3 separate regions of the Homo sapiens genome follow, and all the other regions are linked to region 3. A link is a loop called in an ENCODE intact Hi-C map of the cell type or tissue named here. Cell type or tissue: PC-3. All regions are shown on one strand.

Evidence for each region. A loop is a pair of places that touch in the nucleus more often than their neighbours do. Peaks named below come from ENCODE experiments on the same cell type or tissue, not always from the same donor. Only the 100,000 strongest peaks of a DNase experiment are listed, where the experiment ranks them.
Region 1: a loop joins it to region 3, with 4 times the contacts of the local background. A loop is called at or near these places in 4 of 110 quality-filtered maps.
Region 2: it touches region 3 in a loop (4-fold over the local background); 4 of 110 quality-filtered maps call a loop at or near these places.

What each region holds. Positions count from the first base shown.
Region 1 is chr14:68,439,345-68,443,344 of GRCh38, forward strand. The region is part of intron 9 of RAD51B (RAD51 paralog B); the gene reads left to right. Among named protein-coding and RNA genes, the nearest start is that of RAD51B-AS1, 240 kb to the right of the region's middle. In PC-3, no CTCF peak of the experiment used is centred here; a DNase peak (open chromatin) is centred at 1,617; H3K27ac peaks cover 724 bases.
Region 2 is chr14:68,693,880-68,697,879 of GRCh38, forward strand. No RefSeq gene overlaps it. Among named protein-coding and RNA genes, the nearest start is that of RAD51B-AS1, 10 kb to the left of the region's middle. In PC-3, no CTCF peak of the experiment used is centred here; a DNase peak (open chromatin) is centred at 1,662; H3K27ac peaks cover 3,320 bases.
Region 3 is chr14:68,597,084-68,601,083 of GRCh38, forward strand. It overlaps a transcript of RAD51B not described here. Among named protein-coding and RNA genes, the nearest start is that of RAD51B-AS1, 86 kb to the right of the region's middle. RefSeq lists an enhancer at 3,286-3,455. In PC-3, no CTCF peak of the experiment used is centred here; DNase peaks (open chromatin) are centred at 1,818 and 2,238; H3K4me3 peaks cover 1,331 bases; H3K27ac peaks cover 2,726 bases.

The DNA.
Region 1 (4,000 bases), 160 kb before region 3:
GGGATGGTGGTAGCTTCTTGTTGTTGCTAATCTCTGGGTTGACTCATTGTCCCCTATTTTCATTTCAGCTCTTCTAACACATTTGTAACTAATTCCCCAAATTGAATGCTCTCTCTTGAACTACCAGGATATGTCCCATTTTACTGATGGACCTTGACAGATACAGGTCTACATAAGCACCCTGGTTGGTACATGGTTAATATAAGACCCCCAATCTCTTCTCCATTGTCCCTGTTCCCCCAAAGGACTCTTCTGTCTACCATGGTTCTCCATCCCTCAGAGTTGGGCTCCTGGCCTGGACTGTCTTGAAGGGCAAACATTTGTGCTGTGCTTCCTGAATGGCATGAGAAAAGGAGCTCTTTTGGCCTAGCCTCCTTCCTGTAGGATTTTCCAAAACTTTCCAGATGTATCTAAGCTCAGGAAACATTTTAATGGCTGGAAATAATGTCTCATGGGGGTTGGGGGTTTGAAACCAACAGAACCTTCTCCAAAAGAGGTGTGTTGAAATGTTCCAGGGTCTGTATGCACACATCCAAACCCTGCCCCTCCCCTGTTGAAAGCATGGCAGGCTCCCACCCTTTAATTGGTTCATGTCGTAGAAGAGTTGGCATTCTCTGAATGCCCTAATGACATGGAGCAGAGGAACAGCTCCAAAGGCCAGAACTCTCTCCAGGAGGGAAAGGATTATTAAGCGGTTAGTGATGCATTTGGATTCTAATTCAGATTCCACCTCAGATTCTGTAAAGAGACTCCTATAACCCTCTTCTTTTGGCCTTATTTGGCTAGTAATAATGGTTGTAAGATTGATCTAAATCATAATAAATGTTGTCTAAGGCTGCTCTTACTGACTTAATGAATTGGAGCATTCTGAGTTTTTTGTGAGGATAGGCATTATCCAACTGCAGAATACATATTGATTCTTTTTCAAACAGGCTGTGGCTTTTACTTTGCAATGTTGCCCACATTTCATGACAACTTTCAGAACAAACTCTGTTGAGGGATGAAGATTATTGCTATCTGAATGCATTCATCAAAGAAAAGTAGAAGTGGAAGAACTATACTTCTGCCTTCTCATATTCTTCAGCATTGGGCCAAGAGTAGAAAGTAACCATCATTTCAGCCAGGCACAGTGGCTCACGCTTGTAATCCCAGCACTCTGGGAGGCCAAGGCAGGTGGATCACCTGAGGTCACGAGTTCGAGACCAGCCTGGCCAACATGGTGAAACCCCGTCTCTACTAAAAAATACAAAAATTAGTTGGGCATGGTGGCGGACACCTGTAATCCCAGGTACTTGGGAGGCTGAGGCAAGAGAATCACTTGAACCTGGGAGGTGGAGGTTGCAGTGAGGCAAGATCGTGCCATTGCATTCCAGCCTGGGCAACAAGAGCGAAACTCCATCTCAAAAAAAAAAGAAAGAAAGAAAGAAAGAAAGTAACCATCATTTCTAGTCTGTGGGGATCAAACTCCAGAAATTGCTAAATTATTGCATGTTCTAATACTACAGGGAACAGCTGAAACCTCATCCTTTTGAGAACTGGACTTGAATCCAAGCCAATATTGATTTATTTGGGATGTGTCTTGCAAGTCCACAAATGCTTTAACACAGTAATCACTAACCAGGATACTTATGTAGTTGTTTGATGACTCATAGAACTTTATAGACCTTGGGGTCAGATATATGTTTTATATGAAAAGAGCAAGATTTTAATGAAAAGGAAGTAGGTCATGTGCAACAATGTAACTACAGTTTCTGTGTCTCTGAAGTGTTCAGTTTTGTATGACATTGTTAGTTCTTTCTTCTGACCAAGTTTCCTTCATTAGCCTACAAGGGAGCCTATGAAGTGAATTCACAGCACCAGAAATAACATGAGAAGACCATAATTTTTTAATTATTTCAGAGATTAAGATTAATTTAGGCCAGGCACGGTGGCTCACGCCTGTAATCCCAGCACTTTGGGAGGCCGAGGTGGGTGGATCACGAGGTCAGGAGATCAAGACCATCCTGGCTAACACGGTGAAACCCCGTCTCTAGTAAAAAAACAAAAAATTAGCCGGGCGCGGTGGCAGGCACCTGTAGTCCCAGCTACTCGGGAAGCTGAGGCAGGAGAATGGAGTGAACCCGGGAGGAGGAGTTTGCAATGAGCCAAGATGGCGCCACTGCACTCCAGCCTGGGCGACAGAGCAAGACTCCATCTCAAAAAAAAAAAAAAAAAAAAAAAGATTAATTTATGGATTCTAGTATATAACATACATACATAAACTACTGTCTTCATATGTGGGTACCTGGAAAAATTTTTCCATTGCAAAAAAGATAATGTTATTCTAAAGTAAAATTCTAGCTCTGTTTCTAATTAGATATGTGATCTTGGACAAATGACTCTGAGTCACAGGTTCCCCTTCTATAAGAGAATTTCATGATCTAGAAGATGATTTCACTTTCTGGTTCTATGAAGAAGAAGCAATGCCATGCTATACCTCAGTTACTATTTTATACAGTGGGAAAAGTCTCATTATCAACGGGCGCTGGCCACATTGTTTGTGCTAAACCATAGGATATAACCCTAACACTCTGCTCAGTTATTTATTTGGCTGACGACTTCCTCTTGTAATACTTCTTGACAGGTGGTCAGAGGAATACCTCTTGGAATCCACTGGCAGAGCTTGTTAAAAATTCAGATTCCTGGACTTCCCAGACTAAATCAGCAGCTTTGGGGGTGGGTCTAGAAATCTGCATTTCTACATTGCTGGGCAATTCTTAAAGATACAAAGTCTGAGATCCATGGCCAGTCAACAGCACGTAGTGTTAATATATTCTATGATGTGAATTACTTTAACTCTCTTTACTCTGCGTCCAGTCTGCAGGGTCTTAGCCCAGGGCCTACTACTGACTGGATGATTTGGTCACAACCTTTCTCTCTCTAGGACTGTTTTCTTATTTATGAAATATGGGGTCTGGAGTATTAGTCTCTAAGGAATCTTTGTGTTCTAACAGTTCATGAAAATAGTTCTCTAGCAGCATCTGAGAGAGTTACTGAAACTACCTTAACAAATCCTATTTCTTGAGTGCCTACTATGTAGTAGGCATTGTGCTTTTTTTTTTTTTTTTTTTTTTTTTAGCTAGAGTCTCGCTCTGTTGCTAGGCTGGAGAGCAGTGGCGCGATTTCAGCTCACTGCAACCTCCGCCTCCTGGGTTCAAGCTATTCTCCTACCTTAGCCTCCTGAGTAGCTGGGACTACAGGTGCATGCCACCATGCCCAGCTAATTTTTGTATTTTTAGTAGACATGGGGTTTCACCATGTTGGCCAGCATGGTCTCAATCTCTTGAGCTTGTGATCCGCCCGCCTCGGCCTCCCAAAGTGCTGGGATTACAGGCATGAGCCACTACACCCGGCCGGTGCAGCTTTTATGTATGTTTCATTTATTCTTTATGCTAACCTGTGATATTATTATTATTATTATTATTATTCACACTTAACACTTAAGGAAGTGGAGGCTGTGAAAAGTTAAGTAACTTGTCCAAGCCGACTTAATCAATAAGAGGAGCTGCAGTAAAGTGGAATGAAACTGGGGCTGTGAACACCTAAAGAATGACCCAGGTTGTTGCTCCCCCTGAAACTTCACAAGGCCTGGGCCTCATGCAGTGCACTGCTCATTCACCCTGTGTTCCACTCTCCCAGCAAAGGAGTCCTGGTTTTGGTTTCTTTCGATGTTTACTTGGCCTCTTGCTTAAGCATTTGCCTTTCCTCCTCAATAACAGTGAAAGGACTGAAAAATAATAAAATAAAGAAAAGAAAATCCCAGGGCTGGAAACATTTTGTTTCCTACAAAAAGAATATTTTGCGGCCAGCTCTGTGGTTGAAAGTATTTTTCCTGTGGTCTAGGGATGAGTTGGATCCCATCTCTTCTTGGCCAGGGTCTGAGAACTTAGCCTGTGGCTTCCCATCGAGTCAGCACATAGCATGCTATTTTTTGAACGAGTGTCTGATGATGTTGAATGTG
Region 2 (4,000 bases), 97 kb after region 3:
TCCGCTTAGATTAGCTGGGAGGTTCAGTAGAACCTGCAAGCTTCTCTCTCCCTGGAGGGAGGCAAGGGACACAGGGGAACTTTGGGACAACTACACAGGGCCTGGCAATATTTGCAGACAAGGGGATGGGAGGGAGCAGGGGTGGCAAGAGTGCCAGCAATGCTCCCAGGGCCCCACACCAGCCACAATGCAGCCTTTGGAATTTTAGAGAAGGAGCTCCCAGGGGAGAGTTGGACTAGAGTTTCAGAGTCTCTCTCAGTGCCCACATTTTGTGATGCCACTGCTGATGCTCCAAAGCAGAGATGCCCATCCAGTTGCATTTTTAAGCTGCTGCAATGCAGTAAACTTCCCTGGCCAAGCCTTGGCAAACCGTCTGTAGCAGGACTCCCATTTCTTCCAGGCTGTCCGCAGAGCAGATTTTCCTAGGCATGGGACTTTGAAAGCCACAGAAGGAAATGGAAGACAAAAGAAAGAGCAGAGCAGGGGAGCCAATGGTCCCCTGAGTCTTCATGTTTATGAGGCTACTTGGGACCTAGGAGTTCAATAACCTGCCATCCACACATTTCACACAATACAATTGACTCCGTGCAATAGATGTGTTCCCAGAAGCTGTCTGGGAACAGCTAAAATTTGAGTAATAATTTTATGTGGTGTTTTCATACAATTTGGATAATCTGGATAATTGTTACATATCGTGGTTTGGCTTAAAGCCAGGGTTACCCCTAACAATAACAGAAGTGTTGACTGCTTGGGGCCTGGCACCTCCCACTTGGACCTGCGGTTTGTGAAAGGCTCCTCCTAGGTCTTGGCCCCCTACTTGTCTTCCCTGGAGTCTTCTGTCCTGGTAACTGCTCCAGAGTCATCCTCACAGCGTCTTCCTCCACACCCTCTGTTGAGCACCCAAAGCTCAGGATGTGCCACAGGAAGCAGGGAGAGAAGACGCCACCCTGCCTTCAAGGAGCTCCCCTGGGAGCTGGGTCTCCCCAGATGCATTTCTGGGGATGTCTGTGAAGCCCATAGCTGGGCAGCCCAGACCGCCCCACACAGGAGGCGCTGGGCTCACCAGCTAAGGGTGGGAGCTCCACCTGGTCAGATCTTGCTCCAGGTCACTTTTAAGATTGCAGTGCAGGCACTGGGCACTGGCCTGCCCGAAGCCTGCCTTATCCAGGGACTCATTTCCTGGCTTTGCTTCTCCTCTACCCAGCTTATGAGAGGAGTGCTAGGAGAGGGAGGGAAAACAGAAATCTAAACTTGCTCAGGGGTCCTATTTTGTATCTTCCCTCTGAGCTTTTTTGGTTTCAACCAAAGCATATTCCCCCTCTTTTCTGTGGACTCAAAACCCATGCCCCTCACTTGGACCGGGCCTTCCTCTTCCCGCTTTGTCCACCAGCCTCAAGTCCCATGATAGAATCTCCTGGATAGTGTTTCTTTAACTGGGCTCGAGCCCCACAGTAAAGTCTTGGTCCTCCGCCGGCCAGAGCCCACATCTCTGATTCAGCAACAGGGGCAGGTGTTCAGGGCAATCTGGGTTAGGTCCACTGAAAACCAAAGGAAATAACATTGGTCTGATTCAAGGCCTTCAGAAATGAGTCAGCCCCCGAGCCCATCAACCATCACTGTTACTCAACATCACACCCACGTTATTCATGAAGTATTGTCTTCAGCTTACTAGACAACAGAGCCCCACCAGACTCTGGGAGGCTGAGGATGACTTATTGGTCTGCTGTGGGCTCAACATCAAGTACATACCTTACCTCTGTCCAAAAACTGGAGTGGAAGAGCGCTGAGTCAGGAAGGCTCATGCCCCGAGGCGTCTTCCCACAAGCCTCTGGTCACCCTGAACAGTCTGTTCTGGATTTCACACCTTGGAAAAAAGTCCTCTATGAGTACAATGAGTGGAAAGAGTCTTAGAGGAAGAGTTGGGGCCAGGTGGCCAGGTATGTGCAGCACCTCTGCCCAGCCCTCCTTGGCCCACAGTCTTAGGCTGGTAGCCTGCATCCTATGCAATAGCCAATGTTACTCTTGTTTTTCATTCCTTCTAAATGATCCAACTGAGGACCTGCCAAGTTGAAGTTGGATGTGACTTTCCTTCCTATGGGGTAGAGGGGGACTTTTCTGGGTGTAGTGGGAAAACACTGTGGCCAAACACATGACTCTGGAGTCCCAGAGGCTTGGACTCAAAGTTCCAACCCTGCCATGTACCAGCTCAGCAAGTGACTTATCCTCTCTCAGCCTGTTTCCTCTTTGATAAAATGGGGATAATAACACTGTCCATCTGTAAGACTGTTGTGAGTTTTCAATGTCATAGTGCACATAAATGCCTGGCACCTCGTGAGTGCTCCCTCAACGGCCCTGCCAGTGTTGTTGCCACTGTTATTATTATTTTAGTTAGTACCACTCTCACTACCATTCTCCCTAGGCCGGAGTCTTCTTTCACATGAGACCCTTGTCTTCCTGATTCTGGTATCCTCAGCACACAGGCACAGTCGGGTGCAGTGAGTGGTAGTCCAACATAACTTCTGAAGGGGAGGAGCCCCAGAGAGAGGGAATGGCATGTTCAAAGGTCCTGCGGTGGGAAGGTGCATGGAAAATTTGAAGAAAATGGTATAGAAAAAAGTCCAATCATTAGCTACAGGCCCCCAGCAGCTGCTTTAGCCAATCCTCCAACCTCCTCATTGGCATGGCAAGACCACAGAAGCCTGGAGCCCTGATACCTACTCCAGCCCTCTGCTCCTCTCACTGACCAGGAAACTTCCCTTAAGACAGAAGCCCTAAGGTCATCTGAACCCCAGAAGACCCAAGGAAGCAGAAATATACCAAATGAAGATCCTGAGGCCTTTGTGTTTAGTTACCATAAAAAAATAAGTCCCCAAACCTGGCTATTTGTACTTGGCATTGGATAATTCGAAGGTGATTGAGGAAGGTACTGGGGAAGGAAGCCCAGGCAGGGGCTGTGGTTGCCAGGTGGGGAGGGAAGACTTTGCAAACTAACCCAAAAGCAAGCATGGGGTGCGTGCCTGTCTTCCATGTAGTTCCTAACCCCCTGCCCCCAACACGCCCATGATGCATGGGAGCAGCCCAGTGCCACCAACCACACTGAAGGCTTATCCTCCACTCCATCCCGCTCTTCTCCAACCTCCTAGAAAACTGTCTCTGTTCCCATCCTTCCTCTGCAAGAGCCTCCCTCAACTTAAGCTATTAGCCCTCCCAGGAGCACTTGCATTTAATAAAAACGAGGACCTTAACACTTCACAGGAGGGGCTTATTAATGGTTCCCTTTCTGGCTTTTGGAAACTGCAGGGAGCAAGGTTTCTGTAGCAGTTGGCTGAGCCCTCAGGGATGGGAAGACAGGGTCTGATGAGGCAGAATGCCAGTTAGGGACCAGGCCCAAGGTGGGTCTCCCCAACTCTGTCTTATGCCCTATAACCTAGCTACCCTCTGTTGGTGGTGGTGGCGGTGTTGGTGGTGGTGGTCAGGTTTGTTGAAATTAAGTGTACATACAATGAAATTCATCCATTTTAAAATACAGTTCTTTGAGTTTTAGCAAATGCATGCAGTTGTGTAACCATCACCACAATCAAGATACAGAACAGTTCCATCACCCCCTAAAATTCTGCAGGGCTTCATTATAGTCAACCCCTTCCCCCAGCCCTAGCCATTGAAAACTGCTCATCAGGTATTTTGACCCATTAGTTTTGCCTTTTCCAAAAGGCCATATAAATGGAATCATAAGGGGCATAGCACGGAATCTGCCTTCTTTCATTTAGCCTAATGCACTTGAGATTCGTCCATGCTACCTGTATCAGAAGTTCGTTTTCATTAACCCCGTTAAATAGTGGGCAAAGGACATGAACAGACACTTCTCAAGAGAAGACATGCATGTGGCCAACAAGCATATGAAAAAAAGCTCAACATCACTGGTCATTAGAGAAATGCAAATCAAAACCACAGTGAGATACCATCTCATGCCCATCAGAACAGCAATTATTAAAAAGTCAAA
Region 3 (4,000 bases):
AGAAGAAATTAGCCAGCTACTGTCATTGACATGAAGCCTGTTCCTGGAATTTTTTACTCCTCCTCTTAAAGGCATATTCTGGAAGAGGCAATCTGAGAATGGGGCCCGTGCTCTCCTACAGCAGAGAAATAAACTGAGGCTAGGCCAGGAGCTGTGCACCGTCTGGGGGAACCATACCCAGTGGGGAGTGGCCAGATCAGTCCCAACACTGAAATTGTTTACTGTCATCCACTCCTGGTTGTTAGGGGACATTGAGGATGACAGGATAGAGAGTAGGGAAGGAAGGACCAGCCAAGGAACATTTTCCCTATAAAATGAGACTCCCACCCTACTCCTGCCCTTGTTAAGACTTCATACACTATGGAATACTATGCAGCCATAAAAAGAACAAGATCGTGTCTCTTGTAGGAACATGGTTGGAGCTGGAGGCCATTATCCTTAAGAAACTAATGCAAGAACAGAAAACCAAATACCACATGTTCTTACTTGTAAGTGGGAGTTAAATGGTAAGAACTTATGAACACAAAGAAGGAAACATCAAACACTAGGGTCTACTCATGGGTGGAGGGAGAAGAGGAGGGAGAGGAGCAGAAAAGATAACTATTGGGTACTGGGCTTAATACCTGGGTGATGAAATACTCTGTTCAGCAAACCCCTGTAACACAAGTTTACCTATGTAACAAACCTTCACATGTACCCTCCAAACCTAAAATACAAGTTAAAAAAAAAAAAAAGGACACAGATGTAAATTGACCCTGATGGAGAGAACTCTACTCTATCCTTGCCAGGTCACAAGAAGGTGAGATATTTACTTTTCAAATGATTGATGCTGAAATGGAAAGGACTGTATCTCGGGGGCACAAACCCAACAGAGTAAATGAAGATCCTACTGCTTCAGCTCCTGGGATTTGTTAAAGTGGGGACCAGCTTAGAAAAATAGACGGCCGTCCTAGAGACCCATGGCAGTCTCGGTCTGATTTTAAATCTAAATTCTCAAGTACAAGTAGCTTCCCAAGAAGAGAAAGCTACTTCTACATAAAGAGGTGGTATCAGTAGGAACTCCTTAAGCCTTACCTTTTTATTATTGATGATGATGAAGTGAAGCTTCCTGTTGATATCATTGTCAGACCAAGCACAGCACACCAACTCAAACCTCATTCATTCATTCATTCATTCATGTGTCCTTTTAACAGACGTCTACTAGACACCTTGTGTGTCCATGAACCAAATACCATGCTTAAGACCAAGGATTCAGAAATGTGTTAGCTGTCATTCCCCCTCCAGGAACTCTCAGCCAGGAGGAGATGTACTCAGGGAAAAGGAGAAATCACAGTATAACCATTGTAAAATCCTTTCTGATAAAATCGCAGAGTGTCTAATACTCCTGTTCCACATACATAAAAAGAAACTAAAGTGTAGAGAAGGGAGGAAAGTCCCGAATTTAGTGTGTAGCAGATCCAGGAGTAAAACAAGCATTCCTCGGTCTGGGGTAAATCCCACCGGGACTGTGTTGAGACCCAAATTCCTCTGAGTCCACGGGCCCCTTCAAGTCAGATGAAATTCCAAACAAGCCAGAGCCTAGCTGAACAGTTCCACGGTGCCGGGCTCCAGTGTGTTCTGGAAGGTTCTCGTGGGCTGTGCCTCCAGAAGACGGAGGCGGGGAGGAGCCCCACAGGCCCAGGGCAGTGTCAGGTTCCCCCTTTTCTGTCAGCAGGCATGGAAGAGCCTTTAAGAAAATGGAGTATTATTATTATTTGTTTGTTTTTACAGTGACTCAGTCTGTAGTAACTGGGTTAAAGTCCGCTTTGAGAAAAGGAGAACAAAAGACCTCCTGTTAGTGCTGGAAGTTTGCCTCTTAAGATATCACTGAGAGGAACTGGGAAGAAAAAAAATCCCCAGCAGGGCAGAGGAAGCTGCAGGCCTTCAGGAACACAGCAGCACTTTGGAAAGGAAAACACGGCCGACTTTCATCTCCTGCGCCGTATCTGAGCTGGCCGCTCCCTTTGCCGCTGCTTTATGGCCCACTGCGGTGCTGACCGTCGGACATCGGCCAGTACCCTATTCCCACACTCTTTGAACACAGGGGGCTGCCAGGAGTGGTGGTAGTGTGGGCATATCTCCATAGCCAACCAACCCCAGGCTGAGGAGGAGGGAAAGGATGTTGCCATACGAAACATACTACGTGCTGGACGTTATTCTAACATTACATATCATAACTCATTTCGTAAACACCAAGGAGGCTAGCATCCTCCTTCTCCAGCCACAGCAGAAGTTGCGCAAGGTGGAAATCTGGCCCTGCCCTGTTTAGGAAACTCATTGCAAGTAGAGGAACCGTGGGGTGAGTAGGCTCCCAAATGGGTAGGACCAGATTGCTAGGTGGTCTCTTCCAGGTTGCAGACTCAGGCCATCTGACTCTAAGACCTAAGAACTTAATCCTACTCTCTTCAAATGAAAACAGAAAGTCAGAGGAAGACAAGAAAGTTTTTCTTCTCACGACCTCCCATCAGATCCGCCCCATCTACATTAAACTTGTACCCGTGTCCTTCATCAATCAGCTCAGTGGAAATGTTATTCTCACCCTTGGCCACCCAGATCAGGAAATCGGTCTGGACCATGAGTGACATGCTGGTGTTGGCCTTCTTCACCATAACTATAAGAAGCTGGAATGTTCCCCTCCAAGGCTATGAAAGAAGGATGGAGACAAGAAGGAAAAGACAGAAATTCTGTGAAAGTCTCAGGTCCTTCCTCCTTTCGGAACCACTTCACATAATCCTCTTCCTCCCCAGGGGCTCCCGAAAGATTAGGCTTCACTTGCAGGTCCCAGGCCCTGGTCCTGCAGAGTGGTTGGGCCTTTGGGGTCTCTCAGAGAGCCTAATCATTCTGTTTTCTGAACAAGTCATAGTTTTGCTGACTTCTGACCAAACCCCCATCGAAACCCAAGAGTGGAAGTGTGATTGTGGTCATCTATACCCTGTCCCCCTACAGGACTCCCTGTCCCACGGGATGCAGCAGGCAGGTGTGGGAAAGCCTACCTGATGGCCGAGATCATTAAGCAGCGGCCCTCTGATTTTCTGTACAGCTACTCAGTGACTTGGAAGGGATTCTTTGCACTAACAAGCAGTGCCTCCACAAACAATGAGTTGAGGGGAAAGACTCAAAAGAGGCCGATACAATGCTGTTTGGGATGTTTCTCCCTTTGGCTGGCCTCAGGGGACTGGGCCCGTCATGTAATCACTGGAGATTTAGGGCCTAATTAAACTCTGGCATTGGGCCAGCATGCTGGTGGCCCCTTGAGTTTCCCATGTCCACCCATGTCTAGGGTATTAAACTCTAGACTGGGAGTGTGTACTGCTTAACTGATCCCACAGGAGCCAGCCCTCATTATCCAACAGGCTGGGTATTGGCAGCCCACAGGGCTCGGCATTGGCAGGTGCAGTCCTGGGGAGGACTGCATGCCTTTAGGTTAACGGTCCCTACATCAGCACCCGCTGGGGCCACAGTAGAGGGCTTTGTGGATCACCTCTGCCATTGGGACCCCTGGCATTTCCTTCCTTTCATGGCCTGATAAAACCCAAGCTCTGAGAGTTAGCAAACTGATACCCTTTAATCATGCCTTATATTTATAAAGGCCTTTGTCCAGAGAACTCCAAGTGCTCAAAAATGTCAATTAATTCACTCTCCCAGCCTCCTTTAGGGAAAAGCTGGTGGCAGGTGTCATCATCATCACCAGAGGTGGCCAAATCATCTTCTTAGTGGGCTGTCCTGGATATTCTTTGTGTTTAAAGAGCATTTTGCTTCTGAGCACATGGTTGGGTTTTGCACAGCCTGAAGCATAAGAATTGAGGTATTTCCTTACTTTACAGCTCTAGAGAATTCTTGTGTGTGGGTACCCGTGAAACACAAACTGAGTGCATGCTTTCTTGAGTTTGGAAATTTTGTTATTGTTTGGTCTCAGCATTTGCTGGTAGTAAATAAGTAAGCAGAAGTAAGCTGCTTAAGT